Linked DNA regions of Mus musculus: all the other regions are linked to region 3. The links are chromatin loops, found by intact Hi-C in ENCODE. Cell type or tissue: left cerebral cortex. All regions are shown on one strand. Each heading gives the region's core, and the rest is flanking DNA. Links, peaks and the distances in the headings are about the cores only.

Region 1 (7,459 bases), core at 847-5,846, 1.0 Mb before region 3:
GGTAAGGATGCCTCGGCTTGAACAGAAGTACCCCCGTCAGCGCCGGAATCCCAGGGGTGGTCGTTCACTATGTATGTACACTTCTCTTCAAACTCGGCCTCTGTCCACAAAGTCATATCAGCGTCCTCCATGTCCATTTTCATGATCCCAGTCTCTGCCAGTCCTTGAAACTTCACGGAGCCGGAGCTAGACTTGGGGGCAGCCTGGAAGAGAAGGGAAAGGCTTTTAATCCCCATTGTCCGGCGCTCCTGTGCCTCCCTCTTAGAGGCTATGACTAACACGGTGCTCTGAAGACTTTAAAAGCTTGGAGTACTTGTACAGTTGAGTAAGAGTCCAAAGCCGTGTAAAGTAGACTGCCTTGAAGAAGCACGGTTTTAAAATGCAGCCTTTGGCTGAAAAAAAAAAAAAAAGCGTATATGTATATGTTAACCTCATCGGGAGAGAAAGAACAGCTACCTTTGAACAATCCTTGGCTTTATCACTCAAGGCAGAAATGTGTTGTGGGCGCTGCTGCGTCCTGTGTCCCGGGACGCCCGGGGTCATGGCCGCCAGACCCTCAGAGCTGTGGAAAAGCTGTCTCAGAGAAGTGTCACAAACAAGGGGAGGAAGAGGCAGGGGCGCTGCCTGCGTCTGAATGAAGCTAAAAATGGAAAACACGTGTGGTGCAGGAGCGGAACCCAGTCTGCCTTTTCCAAATGGGGAAAACTGAACTTTCCCACCAGCTCCCTAGCGAAGCAACTTTCAAAACAACTAGGTCCCCTCCCTCTGCCGCGCGCGCGCGCGCGTTCAGTCTCTTTCATCCTCCAGCAGGCAAGCCTGAGAGGGGTTGCATCCTGCCAGCATCCTTGAGTACCAGCCTTCCCGAGCTCCCATGGACCACAGGAAAAGAAAAATTGGGGAAGAGGGAAACACCCAGCAGTTTTGTTTGTTTTTTTAATCCGTGGGCATCTCGAGCCAGATAGAAAAATTAAAAACAAAACATATTAAAAAAAAAGTCAATAGAATTCCCTGAAGAGAATTCCTTTAGGAGCCCTCAGCCACAAATAGCACTTTCTATTTAAATGTGAAAGTGCATGAATTCCCAGAAGTCACTGAAGTGGCACAGTTTACTGTAACTAAAGTTATACAGAAGACTTGGGGATCCTCCTCTTATCTGCCCTCGGAAAAAGTCCTTTCCAAAGAGGAAAAGCAAGAAAGATAAAACAGCCTCTGCAACGTATTCCCACATAGACGCCGCAGATAAAAATTAGGAATAAGGATAACCATGTTAGAACGCGCGCTTGTGAAAATGTAAACACAGTACAGCGGGAGTCCCTCTCCGGAGCTGGTCTTTACAATTCGTCCCTAGATAGGACGCTCCGAGAAGGGGAAAGATGCTTACTTGTCCTTGTCCCGGGTACAACTTAAACTATCTCATTCTTATTTAGTTCCAACATGTAAGGTCATGTGGAACAAACGATGTTAAATACAAGTGAAAACCTAAGTCAACCCGGGATAGTTACAGTAATGTAAAGGCAGCGAGTGGCGAAGCGGACAAGAACCACTACTGAAATTTCAGTGAATTGACAATTATGTCTAGAACTGAAAGGGTTAATGATTCATACGGAGGAAAAAAGTCTTCTAAATGTTTGACAGTGCTCCGCGTACTAAAACAGAAGCGCTGGTTTCTACTGAGGCTTCATTCTTTTTTTTTTTTTAAAAGGGGGAGGGGGGAGAAAAGAAAAGTTAAAAAAAAAAGGAAGAAAGAAAAAGGGATAAAAGGTTTCAAATCGTATTAAAGACAGAATCTGGTTCCTTACCAAGGTCGTACCCACACGTTTTTCCAAGAGAAGATCCAACATCTGAGATAAGCCTCTCTCATGTCCACCCAGTCCACATCCTCCCGCGTCCCTGCCGGGCTGAGCAGTACTGACGCGCACCTCGGCGGTCCCTCCTTTTCTACGGCCGCGGGCCGGGCTCGCTCCGGGCGGACAGGTGCTGCGCGCTGCTCTTGCGTCTCCGCGACACTGGAGGGCCGAGTGTCACTGCAGCAGTGTCTGTGCGAGCGAGCGAGTGAGCGAGCGACTGACTACTCTTCCCCCTCCCTGCCCTGCCGCAGACTTCTTTACCAATACTGACGGTCTGATTCACTCCTACCAGCCGCCGCGATGGGGGCGTGGCCGCACCTGGCCAGCCCAGCCGTGCAGCGTGGGGTTCAGGGCTTCCCCCCACCGACTGCGACCCGCGGCAGCTTCCTCTGTTTGCAAATGGATTTCAACAAGGACTGGGAATCTTCTTACTTCCCTTTGCAGGCGCTTGCCCTCCATGTTTACCCACACTACGATTGTATTCTAAGTCCTCCGGATCGCTAGCTTCCTGTCGCGGCAGAGCGGGGCGGGGTGGGGGACTCCTCCTCAAAAGAAAACCCTAGTCACCTAAACTCGGTGTCTCAATTACAGGATCCGACGTACTTCGAAGGAAAGAGCTAAAGTATTTTGGCAGCACATGCAATACAATTTCGCTGTGTAGTCCTGGAGTCATTGCCAATGAAATAAATATTCTAAGGCGGTTCTCCTCTAGTATTAAACGTATAGGATTTCATTTCTCCTGCTAACTGAATACATTCAGCTTAGGTAGACCTAACTTCCTCCTTTCGACCATTTGGAAATAGGGAAACAGGAAAAAGTTATAATCATATATACTGGTTTTGTTGTCCCTGCCTCTCATGCCCAAACCCACAGCCAGGCTTCCGAGCGTGTGCGTACAATGGAGAGTAGGAATGCTTCCCAGTTAAAAAGGGGATGTTGGGCTGGGGGCAGTGAGTGGAAAGCTGTTGGAGGCAGTAATTAGTGGGGCTCGTTCTGAGCCTGGCCGGCTTTTCCTTCAGCCCCAGTCTGTCTTCTGGAGAAGGAAGGACATCCTGTGATGATGGCATACAATGTCCTGTTTGTTTATTATTAAGAGCGTGGACCTTGCATTCCTGCTTCTCATTACAAAACAAACCAGATGCGGTACTTCCTTCAATGGTCTTTTGCCTTCAGCAGGGATCCTCCAATTCACAGAAACAATGCTGCTAAGGGCCCATTTATAGCCAGCATCCCATCACAGCGACTTTTTAGATCACAGAAACTCAAGTCTTCCCCTTATCTTGCTTGCCTCATCGCAGGTTCCCCTCACCCCCACCCCCATTTTTAAAAATCATCTCTCCCAAAAGTTTACGATGTGGTATCTTTTCTAGTATTCTAAACACACGGGGCATACACACCCACCCACATCCAGATCCACACCCACATTCACACACCCAGACCCAACCTAATGATACCAACTTAGTCATACAATGAAGTGGACATTTGAGTATTTGTTTACAGGAAGAAATGAAACACAGCAAAACAAAAGCCCAACTCAATCATAAAGACAGGCTTGTTCTTCTGTTTTCCTTTCAAGAAACTTTCCCAGAAAAATTTTTTTGGGGGGGAGGGGTGTGTGGAAGGTATCACAGAAAATGATATGTGCATCTAAAAAATCCTTCTACAATTTATGTAGTTCGGAACAATCAAATTTATACCGGGGACAAGAGTAGAATACACTGGGGGGGGGGGGGGGGGTTGTAGGTCCACCTGTTATTTCATTTTCTGCCAGAGGGGGCGCTAGCACCAAGAAGAAACAGGCTGTTAGCTTGCTCTTGTGCCAGGGCTATATACAGAGAAACCCTGTCTCCAAAAACCAAAAAAAAAAAAAAAAAAAAAACCCAAAAAAACCAAACCAAAACAAAACAAAAAAACCCGAATGAACAATTCTTAAGAGTTCTCAGAAAGGTCCAAGTGATAATTAAACAAAAGAAATCCAGCCTCCTGCAGAGGGTTTATTAACCGATGCTGAGTCAGCACCACTATGGACAGAAAAACAATGTAGTCATCTCAGGGTCTGGCCTGCTGCTAGCTGTCTCCACTGCACAGCAGTTAACACGGTTTACCCTGCTTTCCTTTCATGAAAAACTTTGCTCTTGGGGCACAGATACCATGTAAGTGTCAGTGATTCCACCACTGTGGTGTAAAGAAAGAAGCAAAGGGTGGCAGTCAGAGTGGGAAGAGGGCTATTTTAAGCCAAATGTTTGCTTTAATGACTGGAAGATGCCTGTGAATCAACTCATGGTTAATTAATATCAGCCTGGGCTCACCTTCCGAGGTGGCGAAATAGGCTTGAGTCTAGGGAGGACGCAAACATCAAATATCAGTGTGAGGCTCATCCAGGCAACCCTAAAATTAGTTCCAGGTGTTCCAGCTGTGCTGGACAAAGCCATAGGTGAAACCATCAGGAAACAAAAAAACAAAAAACCAAAAAACCAAAAAAAAAAAAAAAAAGGGATAGAGCATCATTGGAGTATAATATCCTTGAAGTATTTGCTCCAGGACAAACGAACACGAGATGAGGGGGAAACAAAACAAACAGTTCCAGGCCAAGTTCTGATGCTGACGGTGGTAGTTAAGGAGAGATAGTGGTATAAGCTAAGATGAAGGGCAAATTCATATTATAGCACTTAGGTAGCGTCCAGAGCAGAACAGCTAAGCAGGGCCTGACTGTGGGCTGAGCGCCACCCAGCACCCTCCAAAGGCTGGAGCCCCGCACTCCCGGATGTGGACACTAAAGCTAGGAGACCAGGAGGTGCTAGTGCCTGTGCACAGCACAAAGAACTGAAGTGGCCATGGTCTGGAATCCTAAGTATTAAAATATTCCTTCTAGGAGCTGGAGAGATGGCTCAGTGGGTAAGAACACTGACTGTTTGTTCTTCTGAAGGCCCTGAGTTCAATTCCCAGCAACCACATGGTGGCTCACAACCATCTGATGCCCTCTTCTGGGGTGTCTGAACACAGCTACAGTGTACTTACTTACATATAATAAATAAATCTTTTTTTTTTTTTTTTTGTTTTTTCGAGACAGGGTTTCTCTGTATAGTCTTGGCTGTCCTGGAACTCACTCTGTAGACCAGGCTGGCCTCGAACTTAGAAATCCGCCTGCCTCTGCCTCCCAAGTGCTGGGATTAAAGGCGTGCGCCACCACCGCCCGGCAATAAATAAATCTTTTAAAAAATATTTCTTCTAAGCAACACGCTGGATACAGTTTTGGTCGGTTTTTTTTTTTGTTGTTGTTGTTGTTGTTTTTTGTTTTGTTTTTTCATTTTCTCCAGTGTCAGGACACCCCAATCTCAGCAGCTGTCTTCATTCATCTGTGAAATGGTAGCCCATCACAATCCCAATAGCTATGTTCTCTGAAAGCCCCGTCCCTTTCTTTTGATGCATCAGCAAACCCACCATTCGTTCAGTTTCAGCTCCTGGGCCAGGTTCCCCGCCCCTTTAGTCTTTGGGTAGGTTGGGAATCACTCTGTAGGCGGCCAGATGACTATGAGCAAAACGACTATAGTAGCTGCTATTGCGGCACGGAGGGAACCTGAGCACCAAATCTGGAGACTGGACTCCACTTGGGCTTAAAAAAGTTTTTTTCCCCTAAGGAAAGTAAGAAAAAAAAAAAAGGGATAAAATATGCTCAAGATGAAACGGGTTTTCATTTTCTAATTCAACTCCTGCTATAGCCAAACAAGGTCAATGACAGGCTAACCACATCAATAGATCACCCCCCACCCTCTTCCCCACTCCCTACTCACCCACCCACCCTCAACCCCCCACACCCATTTCCCACTTCCTGTAAGCTAGGCATCTTCATGCTGGTAAACATTTGGGGACCAACTGTAAGCCTGAGCCTTAGAGAGGGGCACTGTGGCTTCGAAGCCCTCCCACATGTCTCAAAGCCGGGCTGAGAACTGGAGGGGCACTTGGCTTTTAAACTTTAACAGCCTTTTCAACTCTAGTCAACCGGGCTTGGCTTCTCTGGGCTGCCTTCCATTTTTAAAAGCCGGACAAGAAGAGCAAGTTATGTGTGTGAGTGAGAGAGAATGTATGTATGACACATGCTGTGTTACAACGCCGCGTGTGTGTCATGGGTGTGATATGTGTATGATATGTTTCAATGGTGTGTTAAATCAATCTAAAAATAGCATAAGCTTCCTTTGCGTGACACATAACTCACCCCTCCCCCCAACTAGGACAAACATTGTCAGGGCCTAGACTTGGGAATGGTGATCCTAGCGGCCTGTGGGATGGTAGAGGATGATGTCACTGTTTTGACTTCCTAAAGAAGAGAAACAAAGATTAAGTAAATTAAAGCAGAGCTCTCTTCTCGTAATGTAACAAAGATAAGCACTCTCCTAAGGTCGGTAAAAACTTTCAAGATGGCTGCCATGTCAGGATGCCTCAGCATATTTTGGTCCTGTCACAGTTCTGGTTTTATCTGATTATCCACATACTTTTAAGTTATTTATTCAGTTGAACATCCACCAACTTAACAAATAGTGCCAACAGTAACCATCGTGTCCCTGGCAAACGGGGAAAACCACTGTGGGTTTCTAAGATCTGATTGCCTTTCTAACTATGTTTTTATTATAGTGATTCAGACATGAGAGGGATCTTAACTCCTGAAAAAGGCTGTGGGAAAAGCAATCATTTCTGAACCCAGAAGACATCTATCCTGAATTTGGTGGGAAAAGGAATGAGCCTGAACTAAGACGAGCCAGGGCAGGGATGCTTAGGGAGAGAGAGGCAGCAGGGCAGGTGCACGCTCATGGGCACTTTCCTTGAAAAATCTTCTCTCAGAGTCTGAGGGAGGAAGGATAGCTTCCACATCAGTGAGAGCCTGGGACCAAAGTACACCTCTCTCTTTCAGTGAGAGGAGAGGCCTCACAGCAAGGAGAAAGGCTCACAGTGGAGAGAAAAAGACATCGGTGTACACAAAGCCTTGGGCTCAATTCCTAGCACAGCACAAAGCAAACAAAGTAACATACGCCTATAATCTCCACCTGGGGGTGTTGAGGCAGGAAGATAAAAAATTGAAGGTCATTTTCAGCTACAAAGCAGGTTAGCCTAGCATAGAGGCTCTGTCATGGAGGCAAAAGGGTGTGTGTGTGTGTGTGTGTGTGTGTGTGTGTGTGTGATGACTACGCCTCATCCTTTCTAAGGGAAGATTGCAGATGGTAGAGGATGTGTCTCTGTGTGTGTATGCATGCATTTGCTTGATAGTACATATGTGCACTCAATTTCTCCAGGAGTTAGAAGCAGATAAAGAGAACTAAAGAAGTAGTCATGAGTTCTAGAATCACTGACCCCTGTCCCACACATAAATTCTGCTCCAAGGGGTGTAGTTCTTTACCTGAGCTGAATATCAGATTTAAGACAAAACCCCATTTCCCTGCCAGGTAAGCTGTGGACCAGCTTTGCAGAAGCTTAGGACGCACATGCTTCCTGGCTCTGCTCATGGTGACAAGATCTCACCTGCAACCATGACCCTTGGGGGATGGCAGCTCACCGGCATGCCTACTGCCTAGGAAAACAACCTTACAACTTGTGGAGGCCAAAACTCAAGAGTTCCGACT
Region 2 (7,459 bases), core at 847-5,846, 92 kb after region 3:
ATCCCCTGTAAGTGAAGTCATGGATGATTGTGAACCACCACGTGATTCTGTGTACTGAGTCTAGGTTTTCTGCAAGGGTAGCCAGGGACTCTGAAGCACCAAGCCTTCTATCCTTTAATATGCGTGTGTGTGTGTGTGTGTGTGTGTGTGTGTAATGAAAACCAAGTCCTGGGTCTTGAGCATTCTAAGCTAATGAACGCACCACAGGAAGCTGACATGTTGGATGTTTTAAGGAGGACACAGAGCCAGAACATTCTCACTTGATACCAGGTTGCAAAGTTTGAGCACCACCTTGGTTGGCCTATTGCCTTTGTCCTTCCTTTGAAGCTTTGGGTTTTCTAAACCTGCCAGACAGGTTTGGGTCTCATCCAAACTAACTGGTTAAGTAAAGATGATGAAGCTCTGCCTTGAGCCTGTAGCACAAGTGACTGTCACATGTAGGCTGGAATTGATTAGAACCTCCCTGGGAAGGGACACCAATGCCAGCCACCCTCTTCCTCTTTAGACTCTGCACAAAGGTCAGAGAGTATCTCTTTCTAAAAAGGAGGTGATCAGGCAAGATTTGTTCTTACACTGATGAACTCACTGCAAGGGAAGCTTTGCCTCTTTGAGAGACAAGGTGAGAATCTCCATTCCTTTGTTCCTCACGCACTCCAGCATCTCTCAGCGCTGGTGATGATAGACGAGAGAGGCCTCCTCCCTTAATTTTTCATTTTCAGTCGTCATTCTTATGTTCACCACAGATTGGATTGATTCACACTTCAGATTTTTAAATGTTTGCCTGTTTGAAGTCTTGATTTATTACTTTTATTGTATGGGTGAGTGCTCTGTTTGCTGGTAAGTGTACAATGTGCATGCAATGCCTGCAGAAGCCAGAGGAGATCATCTGAGTGTCCGGAACTAGACTAAGGACAGTTAAGTCACTAGGTGGGCTTTGGAGAGCAAACCTGGGTCCTCTGCAATAGCAAGCACCAGTGCTCTTGATTGCTGAGCCAGCTCTTCAGCCCCTTAAACTATTTTAAAAAGATAATTAAAAAATGATTTATTTATTTATAAGTACACTGTAGCTGTCTTCAGACACACCAGAAGAGGGCACGAGGTCTCATTACAGATGGCGTGAGCCACCATGTGGTTGCTGGGATTTGAACTCAGGACCTTCGGAAGAGCATTCAGTGCTTTTAACCACTGAGCCATCTCTCCAGGCCCAGATATTTTATTCTTGATTCTGTGTTCTCTGCATGGGTATGGACACCAAAGTATGTTTGATTCCCTAGAGCTGGACTATATTAGATTTGGGGTACCAGGTGGGGTACCAGGTGGGTGCTGGGGACCAAACTTTGCAAGAGTAGAACATGCTTTTTACCTCTGACCCACCTTTCCAGTCCCTGAAAAAAAATATATATTTTAAGTTTTTATGTGTTTGCCTGCTTATATGTCTGTGCACCATTTGTATGCAGTGCCTGGAGGCCAGAGTAGAGCATCAGATCTCCTGGAACTGGCATTACAGATGGCCCTGTGCTACTATGTGGAAAGCAAATCTGGTTATCTGGAAAAGTAGCCAGTGCTTTTAGCTGTAGAGCCATTGTTCTAATTCCAACTTAAATTTTATTAAACCATTTTTGTCATAATTGAGGTTTTGTGTCTACCAGGTGTGGTAGTGAGTGTGGGACAAAAGGGTTAAGAAAACCCACCAGTCCCTGAACAAGAAAACCCACTAATCTCTGAAGAGCAAAACCCACCAACCCCTGCGCTCACCCAAGCTTGGCTTGGAAAGCTCCACCTCCAAGCCCCAACAATCCTATATAAGATAAATATATAAGCCTATATAAGCCCTGCCTTCTGCTCAGTTCCCTGCTGCTTTTCATCGGAGCAGTGGCAGCCACTCTCTTGGGTTTTGCCTTTCTACTAAACCTCTTGTGTGAGGTCTTGTGTGTGATGTGACTTTGTGGTATTCTTTGGCTCTGGATTGCCAGGATCCCTCTCTAGTAAAGATGTAACCCTTTCACTGGAGCATCCTCTCCTGGAGCAGAGAGCTGTTACACTTGTATTGGGAAAACTCCCCCCTCCTGCAGCCCGGAGCAGAGCTGTAACACTTGTGAAGGGGAAGTCTTTCCCTTCAGGGCTGCAGTACAGATCCTAGCCCTGGGGAGGTAGAGACAAAGAATGTAGTCATTTTAGCTACACATCAAATGCAAAGCTAGCCTGGGCTACATGTAGTAGGCTCAAAGCTCATACCTCCATCATCTTAAAACGGGGCTCCATTGTGTGTGCTGGCTAACCTCAAACTCAGGACCCATCTGCCTCTGCTTCTTGAGTGCTGGGAATAACCTGTATGTATTATCATGCCCAGCTTTGAAGTCTTTGATTCGCCCACTGGGGCCTGTCATGGGAACTGAGATTGCATTTTACCAAATTAACATTTGTTTTTCCTGTTTGTCACTTAGATTTTCCTCAAAGTTTGGAGTTGGCATCATTTTCTGTGCTAAGTACAGGGATATATATGACGGGGCATACGATAGAGCTGTGTCCTTGTTCTTAGAAATGTACTCAGCAAGAGAAACAAGGCATTGTTAAGTCACAATAAAGGAAAAAAAAACCTACAATTTTGCTTTCGAACTTGAGTTTTATTACTGTTCAAAATTTAATTTGTAAGCAGGATAGTTAAGGCATTTGTTTATAGAAAAGTACATCTGTTTTAGCTTGGTGGTGATGAATTTAGGAATAACTGAAATTCTCTAATCTGCTTTACTGGGGTGTGTTAGAACCGAGGGAGGATGCTCTTATACAACTTTGGAGGGAAGAACGTGAGGGCGCGTGAAAGCCCACAAAGTATTTCCACAAATTGCTCAGTCTAACCTACAGATCACCACATAGATGCCATAGAGGCGTGGCTCCGTCGGGGAGTGCGGCCCAGCCAGCTCGAAACTACAGTTCCCAGAAGGCTTCGCGAGCCCAGGAGGGAAGCGGGGCCGCGGCAGGAAAGGCGCGAGCGAGCGGAGGCGGCGGCTGGTGCCCACCCCAGCGCGGTCTGGTTGGCAGCCGTCGGTGCGGCGGACTGACTCGGCTTAGCATCCTAGCGTTCCTGGGCGCCGGCCGCAGCGAGCTCGCTCCTTCTCCCGGCCTGTGCGGGGATGTAGGGCGCGGGTCGCGGAGGCCGCGGGCGCGGCGGGGGCTTCGCGGAGGCCGCGCCGAGGATGGAGAGAGCGATGGAGCAGCTCAACCGTCTGACGCGCTCGCTGCGCCGCGCGCGCACCGTGGAGCTGCCCGAGGGTGAGGCGCCCGGAGAACGCGCGCTGCACTTTTCCGAGGCTGGCGGGCGGGGGGAGTCGGCGGGAGGCGCGGGGGCGCGGCCGGCGGGGGCTGGGGCTGGGGCGGGGACGGGGACCGGGGACGGGGACGGGCTGTCCGGTGGGGTTCGGTCCGAGCGGAAATGCGTTCCGCGGGGTCCGGGCCCCGCACTGGGAAAGGGTGCGGTGGCGCCTCGCACGGGCTCGGGCTGGGGACGTGCTGGGTTTGCTTAAGCTACAGAGTGAGGTAGGCGGGCTAGGATTTATTTGAAATGCGGGGCGCCTCGGTTTTGGCACTAGACAAAGGTTGGCAGCCACCAGACAGGTGTGTTTGTGCAGCTCTGTTGGTGTAGCAGGCATTCCTGCTGTAGCTTGCCTGCCTCCATCGTTTAGTCCTGCAGACTTGGGTTGAGTGGGCTGGGTGAGAACTCTGTGTGTGTGTGTGTGTGTGTGTGTGTGTGTGAATTGTGGGCTGGGTGAGAACTCTGTGTGTGTGTGTGTGTGTGTGTGTGTGTGTGTGAATTCACACCGGAATAAAAGCTCTGTTTCGAACTTTTGCTTTGGCAAACTCCAAATAGAGGAGGTGGGGCGGGGCTGGGGGCGTTGTTTGATGCCTTGTGAAGTCAGACTAATTTTAGTGGCGGTGAGACAAGGCAGTCAGGTTTGTAACCCAGGCTGGCTGCAAACTTTAGAGCCTCCTGCCTCAGCCTTCCAAGAATTTGGATTCTAGGCATTCGCCTACCTTGCTCTGCTCAGTTTGCTTTATTCCACCTCCCCCCCCGCCCCCCCACCAACTTCGTTTTAGTTAGCTAAGGAGAGTGATGAAAAGAAATGTGGAGTTTGTGAGTTTGGGGATACTTTTTTTTTTTTTTTTGAAAAGTTTTATTCTTTATGATTCTGAGTAGAGAAAATTTGTGGCAACTGTTTCTGAGTATATATATATATATATATATATATATATATTAATTTGTTACTTTCCTAGACTGAAACAATTTAGAACAATCTAGTTTTAGGAAGTAAACGTCAGCTTCAACTTTTTCTTTATTTCCTCTGTGAATCTTTTCACTAGGGGCTGCTTTCACATATTTCCTGATGTCATGCTATCTATTGGTAACAGCTGATGAGGGCTGTGTGCGTAGGTTATTAACATTGCTATTTGTATTGTTAACTTATATCCGGCATTTTGCATAAATATGATATAAAAGGCTTTGATAATATTTCCTGGTTTTAAACATTTTATATTTAAATATATTTATATATTTTGTATATTTTAATTATAGAAAGATTTGATAATAAAAATAAAGAAAAATCTGTCATTCTATTCACAATAGTAAACAATCTTTTTGCATTTTTACCTAACATTTTTCATACAGTGTCTTGTTTTGTGTTTAGAAAACATCGTGGATGTGTATCCATAAATGTAGTTAATGATTTGGCAGGACTTGGTAGGATGAATGAAACAAAAACTTGCTTTTTAACATTTTAATGTTTTTACTGATTTTAAAAGAACAGCTTTGTCCTTAAGGCTTAGTCTTCTGTTTCCTTAGGGTTTGTTCCTAGAAGATGAGCAGGATTTAATTATACAGCCGACATTTAAAAGACCTTAATTATCAGTTTCTTAACCTAGTCTTTGGGAAGTTCTGGTCAGCAGTCTGAGTGCTTGGAGACTTAAATATTACAATTAAAAATAAAGTGTTTCCTCTTGTTGCTAGGCAAAAAATGGCATATTGCTCACATCTCTTTGATTACACATCTTCATTTGATTACAGTGAATTTGTTCATTTTGTTCTTTGAATTTACCATTGTTTTGATGAATCTTTGAATTCTCTTAGTTTGGCTCTTTCAGGTAGATCATCATGTTCAGTGAATTCTAAAAATACAAATTATTGTGGTTGCACTTTAAGGCTGAACAGAGAAGCTGATGAACGGGGTCAGTGTGTTAAGGGGCCTCCCCAGACCTGGCTACCTGACTTTGATCCCTAGACCTCATGTAGAGACAGAAAGAGAGAACTGACTACACAGCGTAGTCCTCTGGCCTTCACGAGCATGCTTTGGAATATTATTATTATTATATTTTTATAATAATAAAAAAGACTGAGCAGAAGTGCTGAGATCTTTCTAAAATTAAGAAATAACCTTTTTTTTTTGCTTTGTTAGAATTTAGCAGTCAACAAATATCTAATTATAATTAGAATAAATTGTTAAAGTATGTTTCTAATCAGCTTTTACAGTAAAATTAACATTGTTGTATAGCACTAATAAGTAGACACTTGATGTACTGACTGGGATACTGAGAGAGCCCCTTATGTTACTAGTGAGTGATGTGGACGAGTCATCCCGCGCAGGGATAACAAAGTGTGAAAGAAAAGGAGGGGAAGGCAAAGAAATTATGTTGGAGATGTGGCCTCTCTGAGTCTTAGAAGGCTCATGTGTATTGTGCACTATGTGGAGAAAACTAAACTGTTAGGTTTACATTGAAGGTAGTTTGTTTAATAGGATAGAATTTGAGTGCATTTTAGCATATGTGTTTGATTCATGGTCAGAATAACTGCCAGCTTTAAAAACAACAGCAACAGTAACAACAGCAACACTACATCTTTCCCGTTTTGTGGACATTGCTGGAGCAGCAGTCAAATTGAAGTTCATCTGACTTCTGACCAAAGCAGGATCTGTAAAAAGCCTCTCAGCGGGGCCTGGCAAACACAGAAGTGGATGCTCACAGTCAGCTATTGGATGGATCACAGGGCCCCCAATGGAGGAGCTAGAGAAAGTACCCAAGGAGCTAAAGGGATCTACAACCCTATAGGTGGAACAACAATATGAACTAACCAGTACCCCGGAGCTCTTGACTCTAGCTGTATCAGAAGATGGCCTAGTCGGCCATCACTGGAAAGAGAGGCCCATTGGACATGCAAACTTTATATGCCCCAGTACAGGGGAACGCCAGGGCCAAGAAGGGGGAGTGGGTGGGTAGGGGAGTGGGGGGGGGAGGGTATGGGGGACTTTTGGGATAGCATTGGAAATGTAAATGAGGAAAATACCTAATTAAAAAAAAAGCTTCTCAGCGTCCTTTTCACGTGTGGAGGAAGATACATCTTTCCCACTTTTCAGAGAGCTGAGGCAGAAGTCTGATGTTCTGTCTGTGCCCGTTTGAAAGGATGGTGAAGGTCAGGCTGTAAGAGGACATTACAGAGGCCCACAGATTGGTAAAAGGAGTCCAGGTCTACCGGAAGGAAGGTGTGGCCTGCATGGTGCAGTGAGGAAAGGCTAATGGCTCAGCTGTCTGTGGCCACTCACCCTAGCAAGGTGGGATCACCAGGTTCATGCTGGACAAATGCTTCAGAAAAATCCTGGAACGAAAAGCCAAATCCTGCCAGGTAGTAAAGGAGAACAAATACAAGGAAGGGATGCGAGTGGAGGGCTCTGATATACAACTTTCATTCAAGACTGCTTAAGGAACAAAATACCCTAGGTTTGAAGAGGAAATGAATGTACAGTAATAGGTACACTTTGGTCAATATAGTCTTCTGTTGAGTAATTTAGTTCTAAAACCGTGTAAATAAAAGTGGTCAACCTATCTGATTTTCCCATCCTTAGAAAGTGTTCTATTTCCACCTTTCAAGGTATCTTTGTGAATGTGGAGAAGGAAGTATCTGAGAACAAATATTCTTAGTATAGTATTTCTTAGTTCCTTAAGAATTTTTAATTAAAAATCAGTTTATGCATATGGATATTTTTGCCTAAATGTATGTATATTCTACACTTTAGTGCTGGTGGAGGACAGAAGAGGGTGTCAGATCACTTGCATCTGGAGTTAGAGAGCGTGTGACTCACCATGTGGGTGCTAGGAATTGAGTTGAGCCTGCATCTCCTGAAAGAGCAGCCCTTTGATAGTCTTATTTTAACATTACAGTTTTATTTTATTATTCTTACATTTAATGTTTGTGATCTATCATCTCTTTGTCCATCCATCCTTCTGTCTATCCATATCTATCTTGTTTGAGAGACATAGGGTCACTAAATGTACCCCTGGGTGTCCTGGGACTCTATGTAGACCAGGATGACCTCAAACTCAACAGATATCTACCTGCTTCTGCCTCCTTAGTGCTGGATGGGATTAAAGTTGTGAGGTACCATGCCTGGTTGTGATCTATACCTTTATAAGGTTGGTG
Region 3 (7,459 bases), core at 1,138-6,137:
TAGAAGCTGAATGCTTGAAAATGAGCCATATGCCCTTTGTCTTGGTTTGTCACCTTTGACCCTTAATTTGATCCTGCATATCAATTCATTCTATTTTTAGAAAATAATGTCAAAGTTCTATGCTTAAAATAGTACTTTTCTTGCTGCAATAATGAATTTGTTCATTACACAATCCTCTTCAGGTAATCTTGACAGTTTCTCACATCCTTCCTCCTGTCTCACAACGTAGAACTCCAGCATTATCAATCACTGTGACCACTTAAACTCTGATGTCTGTCTTGCCTCTAACAACATAAACTTCCCTGAAGTGCTAGATCAAGACAATCTCAAAATTTATATTCTTTTGGAAATTGTTCATATTGTTACTTCTAAATAGGACTTATTTCACATATAGTTTTTAGTTTGGTATTTGATAACCACACATTATGATACTGATTTTTATGGTGCCAAAATATAAACCTCAATCAAACTCGCAAATAAAAACTGATGTACAGCCTTGCACTACCATCAACTAAAATCACAGTTTGGGGGTTAAATTCATTGGTTGGCTAAACTAGTTTTAAAGTTTTGTTGTCAGGAAGTGACAGCTTTCAGAAAATGAGAAAATCTCTAGCACTGATCCTACTTATTTTATACTATTATTCAAAACCAATGCAGAACAGTAAATTAATATACCTTGGGAATAAATTGTCTTTATCATATCTTCTGATTTACAGTCCAATTGGGTAAAAATTCATTAAATGAAAAAAATATATAACACAAATATACAAATTTCTCCTTGAACCGCCACACAATTTCTGTGTACAGTTTTCAGGTAGATTGACTAGGGAACAATATGGCTGTCTTGGTTCAGCACTGTGGTCAGCGACTTCATAGACTCACCCTGTCAGAGGTTCAGCACAATACCATTAAGCATATGCATGGTAAGTTTTCAAACCAATATAACCCTATAAATCACATTTCTAGATATGGATGAGTAAATCAATTTTATATATCTATATATAAAGAATTCTCATTGTTCTGCTTGGCAGCAAGAAATGTTTGCTTACCTTGTAATTTATCAAAAACAGTGATTGTTTATAAAGAAAATGCATTACCTTTAAAGGACAAGAAAAGCAAGTATTGGTTCTAAAGCCTTTAAATACAACATCTTTAACCTTTTGGTAATTTTAAGACAAAAGAAAATTCTAAAATAGACCAAATAACCCTTTACCTACTGAAATACTTTAATGTTCCTTTCACGATAAGGAGCTTTAATAATGACCTCTAAGTTGACTCATCTCCATATTTCTATTTTTATCTTAATCAACTATGAACTAAGATGTATATAAGTCATCTCCTGATCAGAGCTTGGGAAAATGTGGTATCACTCCAACTATTTTGAAGATACCAGTCCCTGCACCTATAGAATGCCATGAATATACCTTTTGTTTAGGAGTGGATTTTCTCTTCTATTAATGAATTTTAAAGTAGTATAGCAATCTGTTATGAAATCCAAACGTGACCAGATCAGATACCAATAAAGATTAAAGTTTCAAACAGGTAAGACAAGACCCACCTACCTCTTCTTTCATCAGAGTCAATACAAAAACTAAACTTTTATCCACGGCTTTACTCAAAGTTTAGTGGGTTTGGGAAGTTACATGTGCAACGCCCTTTAAAATAAGTCATCCTGAAAACTAAGCATAGGTGTTTTGGATCTCAATGTGCTTTATTTACAATGACTCTGGTTCAGAGTATTTTGTATTTACCTCAAGTTTAATTTCACAACAAATTTTTCATTCTTTCTCAAAGAAGTTTGGTTACAGAACATATATTAAAATACACTCTTATTATTTGAAAAGGGTAAAAGGGTCATATAATCATCAGATCACTGGTCCTAAATCTATTGCAAAGTATTCATAAACAGTTCATTCATATTAGCAATCTGCACTAAATATATGAAATTCCTTAAACACTTAAGATATTTTATTATCAAGAAACAAATCAGCTGATCCTACTTGTAAATCAGGAAACTCTAAAAATCTTCACTCATGAAAATCTTCCTTCCCTTGTTAAAAGCCTGTGGCAGTTTAATTCCTCGAGGTCTTTAAGAAACCAGGTACATTTACACTTCAGTAGTTCATATACATAAAGAGAAATAAACATTATTATTTAATAAAAATATTTCTCTGAGAACTCTCAACATGAACTAGGAACTTATTACTAATTTAAATGGAAATTGTTATATCATATTCTTTTGAAATGAATTAACGTACAGTCTAATTCAGTTCTATCAAATCTCAAATACTGAGGAGAAAGATGTCATCTCACCAATTTACATTTATTAAAATTACAAAATTGACACATTTCCAAGGACTTGGATTGCTAAAGGTTTACTTTAAAGATCTATCTGATAAGATCGTGACATTTTATTTACTATTTATTTTATTAATTTACTGTTAGACTTTAACATTTGTTTTAAAAGGCCATTTTTCATTAGTGGTCAGCTAAATGTTAAACACACAAAAATAAAACATCATAATTTTGTGATAGGTGAAGAAAAAATTATTTTTAGTTTTCCAGAAATATTGTAAAATGTTTTACATCATTATAATACTAGATAGATGTCACTGCCACCTCACTACTACAATATTTTTGACAAAAAAAAAAAAATCCCTACAATAATAAGAGAACACGATGTATTTTCTCTTGCGTTTACAATTCTAACCATAAAAATATTTCCGGGAGAAATTACGTCTGTGAACAGTAATATTACACGACAGCTTAAAACCTACATATAAAAACAAACCCATAGAAAGGACCTCAAGGAAACACTGGCACGTAAGATTTCATCCTGCTACGTGAAACAATCCAAAATGGCGGACTTACTATTACTTACATTTAAGATATTTGCCAATAAGGGAACTAAATGCATATTGCAAGATGTTGCTCGGAAACTCTTAATATTTATCAATTAAAAAAAGTTTTCGGAGTACAAATCCTCATCAAGAACCCGCATCCACTTCTCGCAGTTAACGCTGCTGCATTTCTTCCCCGGTTTTATCCTTTTTTCCAACACCACCGACGTCTGTTTCCCTCGCATCTCTTCCCATCCTGAATTCTAATTCACAAACTGAAGTCACCCAGCCAGCCCGAGCGCGAAGGCTACCCGACGCCCGCCGGTACAAAGCGGCCGGGCGTGCGGCGAGCGCGGAGGGCAGGTGCGCTCGCCCCCTGGCGGGAGCCCGCACTCGAGGAGCCCGCACCGCGGGGCGAGCCGCCGAGACCCCAGCCCGCACCGCCCGCGCCACCCACTCCGAGCCCGCCCGAGCCGCGCACGGCGAGCCCGGGCGGCCGCGCTGACCGCACCGCGCCCACCCGCGCCCAGAGCAGGGACCCCCAAGGTGTGAACCCGGAAGTACAAGCACGGCCCGCGCCTGGAGCGAGAGAGCGGGAGGACGGCGGGCTGCGGCGCTCCGTCCCGCACGGCAACTTGTCGCGGGACCTGTCACACCCGCCGCTCCGCGCCACGCCGCGCGGCCCTTCCGCTCTCCTCTCTCCCTCCCTCCCCACGCTGGCGCCTCAGCGCCCCGCTCCTCAGCTCCCAGCTCCGCTCGACGTTGCTCACGTGCGACACCCGCACCCGCGCGCACCCCGGGTCCGCGCCCGCGTCCTCGCCCGCGCGGCCGGCTGCTTACCTCCGCGGCCTCATGGTCGTGCTGCCCGGCGCGCTGGCGGAGGGGAGAGAGAGAAAGGGCGGCGGCGGCCGCCGCGAGCCTGTCACTTCCTGACGGAGCTCGGCCGCGAGGGCCGGCGCATGGCGAGCCGGAGGGCTGTGCGCGCCGAGTGCCAGGGACCGGGCGGCGTGGGGGCCCGAGCGGCTCGACCCGAGCCCTGCGTCAGGCCGAGGCTCGCGCACACCTGCCCGCCGCCGCTCCGAGCCGCGTCATTGGCTGCCCGCGCCCAGCGCGCGAGATTGAACCTTCCATTCATTCCGGGGGCCGGGCGTGCGCGCGCCGCCGCCCCGGGACTCCTGCCCCGAGCGCGCGCGAGCACGCGCTCCCACCCGACCCCCATCTCCTGACCCGCTCAGGCGCGTCCCCGAGGGCCTGGGGCGCTCACGGCCCGCGGCTCCGCGGTTCTTCGGGAAGCTTCCAGAGCCGCGGCCTTTCTCTCCGCGTCCTGTCGCGCGCCCCGTGGGTCGCAGGGAGCACGCGCGATGGAGGCAGCGGGCGCACTCTCCGGCTCAGTCCCGCACTCGGTACCCGGGAAAATAAGGATGCGCGTTGGCCGTAGCCGGCGCCTCGGGTCGGCTGCGCAGGGGCGAGCCTGCCTAACCGTGCAGTTTGGGGCAGTAAGGACAAAGTGCATCTGATCTGAATCCAATGAGCTGCATCCACCAAGTCAGAACTTCGAGGGACCTGGCATCCTCTGTGCCTAGTAAAATGTATATTCGACCCCCAATTCTGTTCGACTTAGTAATTGTCCCATAGCAAGCCCTTAAGTCGGCGGCCAGAAACGAGGCTGTGTGTGTAGTCCGGGTATAGTGTCCCACATTACTGCTGTCGCTCCTGTTTTATTTCTAGTATTTCTTAGTTCTCTCTTGTCAGCAAGTCCTCATTCCACTCTCACAATGATAGTCAGCCAGCTGCAAAAAACATACACAGACATTTAGCCTTGAGAACCGACTATTACTTGGAATTAAGAAAAACAGATGAAATATTTCACAAAACCAGTTTTGTTCAAAATTAAAGTTGTAAAACTTTGAAAATGACAACAAAGGCTGACTAACTGCATGGCGCCCTCACTTAAATCACCAAACCATTGCTATGTCTATAGTCTTTGAATGTCTGGTCTGGGATTCAGATCTCATTTCAACTATTTGCAGCATTGCCTTCCAGGACAGGGCATTTCTGGTTTAATGGGTAAGATACATCAGAAAGCTGATCGGAATTTAAATCCTATTGTGATTCCTCTAAGAATTAACCAATTGACTCCTTTGAACTCATACCCAAGATAGTGTCTGCTTCTCCCTTGAGTCAGTGGAATGTGATTTATGATAAAAGATACCTTGTCATTGGCAAATACATGAAGCATTTCTTACATAACTTACAGAGAACAGAGGTTTCTATTCCTTAATCTCTCTCTCTCTCTCTCTCTCTCTCTCTCTCTCTCTCTCTGTGTGTGTGTGTGTGTGTGTGTGTGTGTGTGTGTGTGTGTTCAAGCATGTGGAGGTCAGAGGACACCAGACAGGGGTCAGTTCTCTCCTTACACCATATGGGTGACAGAAATTGAACTCAAGTTGGAGGAATTGGCCGCAAGCACCATCATCCTCAGAGCCATCTCACCTGCCTAAAAGATTCTTTTAGCAGCAATACTTAAAATCATTGTGTCCTTTAATTGTAGATGCTCTGTTATAACGCAATGTTACTTTGCAATATGATTTTAAAGATAGAGGAAGGGATGCAAATGTGATTATTAAAATGAAAAAACAAAGCTATTAATTATTTTATTACCATATGAAATGTGACATACTGACTTAGCACTATAGCAATTTCTATTTATGTGTGGTATCTACAAATGATATACATATAGAATGAACTTCGTTTTTAAATAACTTTTAAAGGGCAACACTTTCAGTACAATTTAGGTGTGTTAGGTATATATGTGATAGCCGTTTAGTCCTAAGAAGAGTCTGACATAAACCAAAATACATTAAGATGTAACCCAGAGTTGATATCTTAAGTAACCAACACAAGTCGAGTTTTTTTGTTTGTTTATGTCAAGTCATAGCATTATACTGCTGTCACAGAAGTGAAAACTAAAATTAAGATTTTAGTTTATTAATTCATGTTGGGTATTAGGGAAAGATTGTAGACTTGAGTTAAAAAAAAAAAAAAAAAAAAAAAAAAACCTTCTAAGGAATATTTCAACAAGACCAAAGCAGATTAAAAAGTCGAAAGACAGGACTCTGGAGAACTCTTTCTAAAGATGGATATTTTGAATTGGAGTCATGATGATAACTTGCTTTGCTCATAGAATGACCTCTAATAATTATTCCCAGAGATTGTTGACATGGTCTCTCTTAGCCTTAGTTTTGCTTGCCTACAACAGTTTATATAGGAGCGCAAAAGAAGTAGATATGTTTAAGTTATACATTCACTTGGACTACATTTAAAATAATCAGCAAGGCATTTAAGAACTCGGAAGTGCAGCATGTTGTATCTCTCCGGCCCTTTACTTTCTATGATTGGCAAAGTAAATCCCAGACACCATGTCATTTTACTAAGAAATGACAAGTGCTGCTTTACTGTTGAAAAGTTAGGCTTTTTACATGTTTTTCCTACTCTGAAACATTTTTGAAATGAGGGTTTACAAGTAACATTTTGATGGAGAGGAGAGCTATAACAAGAGAAATCTGTTGTCCCACAATCATGGGAATGAGCTGTCTGGAATAAAGGTGCGTCCAGATCAGCTCCTCACTGGGCTGTAGGGGAGGCTCCTTTCCCAGCCTCTCCTTGCTTGCTGCAGATGTTGCTTGGCTGGCAAATAGCTTTTTCCCCTGGTGCCACATCCCACATCATCTTTTCTCTGTACATGTTTGTCTCTCTTGTCCATATTTCCCCTTCAATATGGATGCTAGCATCTTAGATTATGTCACAACGTTCACTGCAAAGATTCAATAACAAAATAATGAAACATATAGGTACTAGGGTTAAGACTACAACATATTTTGATGCAACAAAATACAATTTATAATAGCATCATTCTTATAACTGGCTAGTTTTGCTTCTTAGTTTAAAAATGAGCATCTTTTCTACATGAACTGATTATATTTGTATAGGTATTTTTCTATTTATTATAGTAAAAGGAGGAACTCAAACCACAGAGGCTTATTTTCATCTATGTAACCATCATGAATGTAAATTACCCTTTTCACAAAATGTATATTCATATATAAATATGTACAATTCTCTTCCTCTCTTCCTCTCTTCCTCTCTCTCTCTCTCTCCCTCTCCCTCTCCCTCTTCTTCTCTCTACCTTTCTCTGTTTCTACTTCCTCCTCAACTCCCCTCCCCATGTCCTAAATAAACTCTATTCCATACTTTTTTAAAAGGCCATTCTACCAAAAGTAATCTACAGATTCAATGAAATTCCCATCAAAATTACAACACAATTCTTTTGTTTTTTTTTCCCACTTGAGACAGGGGTTTCTTTGTGTAGCCTTGGCAGTTCTGGAACTCACTCTGTGGACCAGGGTGGCCTCAAACTGAGATCTGCCTGCCCCTGCCTCCGAAGTGCTGGCATTAAAGGCATGGACTACTGGTGCCTAGCTTGAACACAGTTTTTTTGTTTTTTTTGTTTTTTTGTTTTTACAGACCTTGAAAGGACAATTCTCAACTGCATATGGAAAAACAAAAACACCAGAATAGCTAAAATAATACTGAACAACAAAAGAAATATTGGAGTTATCACT

What was found. Peaks named below come from ENCODE experiments on the same cell type or tissue, not always from the same donor. Only the 100,000 strongest peaks of a DNase experiment are listed, where the experiment ranks them.
Region 1: a loop joins it to region 3, with 6 times the contacts of the local background. A loop is called at or near these places in 2 of 42 quality-filtered maps.
Region 2: it touches region 3 in a loop (2.6-fold over the local background); 4 of 42 quality-filtered maps call a loop at or near these places.

Annotation. Positions count from the first base shown.
Region 1 is chr10:44,456,668-44,464,126 of GRCm38, forward strand. It overlaps Prdm1 (PR domain containing 1, with ZNF domain), which reads right to left and starts at 2,081. Exons shown (of 7, transcript NM_007548.4): 1 at 1,800-2,081; 2 at 1-203. The coding sequence starts at 1,841. In left cerebral cortex, for the core only: CTCF peaks have their summits at 2,010 and 3,637; DNase peaks (open chromatin) are centred at 1,310, 2,141, 2,703, 2,948 and 1 more place; H3K4me3 peaks cover 1,863 bases.
Region 2 is chr10:45,574,881-45,582,339 of GRCm38, forward strand. Hace1 (HECT domain and ankyrin repeat containing, E3 ubiquitin protein ligase 1) reads left to right here and starts at 2,949. Exons shown (of 24, transcript NM_172473.3): 1 at 2,949-3,270. The coding sequence starts at 3,195. In left cerebral cortex, for the core only: no CTCF peak of the experiment used is centred there; DNase peaks (open chromatin) are centred at 2,962 and 3,759; H3K4me3 peaks cover 1,345 bases; H3K27ac peaks cover 805 bases.
Region 3 is chr10:45,482,547-45,490,005 of GRCm38, forward strand. It overlaps a transcript of Lin28b not described here. Among named protein-coding and RNA genes, the nearest start is that of Lin28b, 16 kb to the left of the region's middle. In left cerebral cortex, for the core only: a CTCF peak has its summit at 3,197; DNase peaks (open chromatin) are centred at 2,860, 3,199, 3,620, 3,894 and 1 more place; H3K4me3 peaks cover 2,108 bases; H3K27ac peaks cover 375 bases.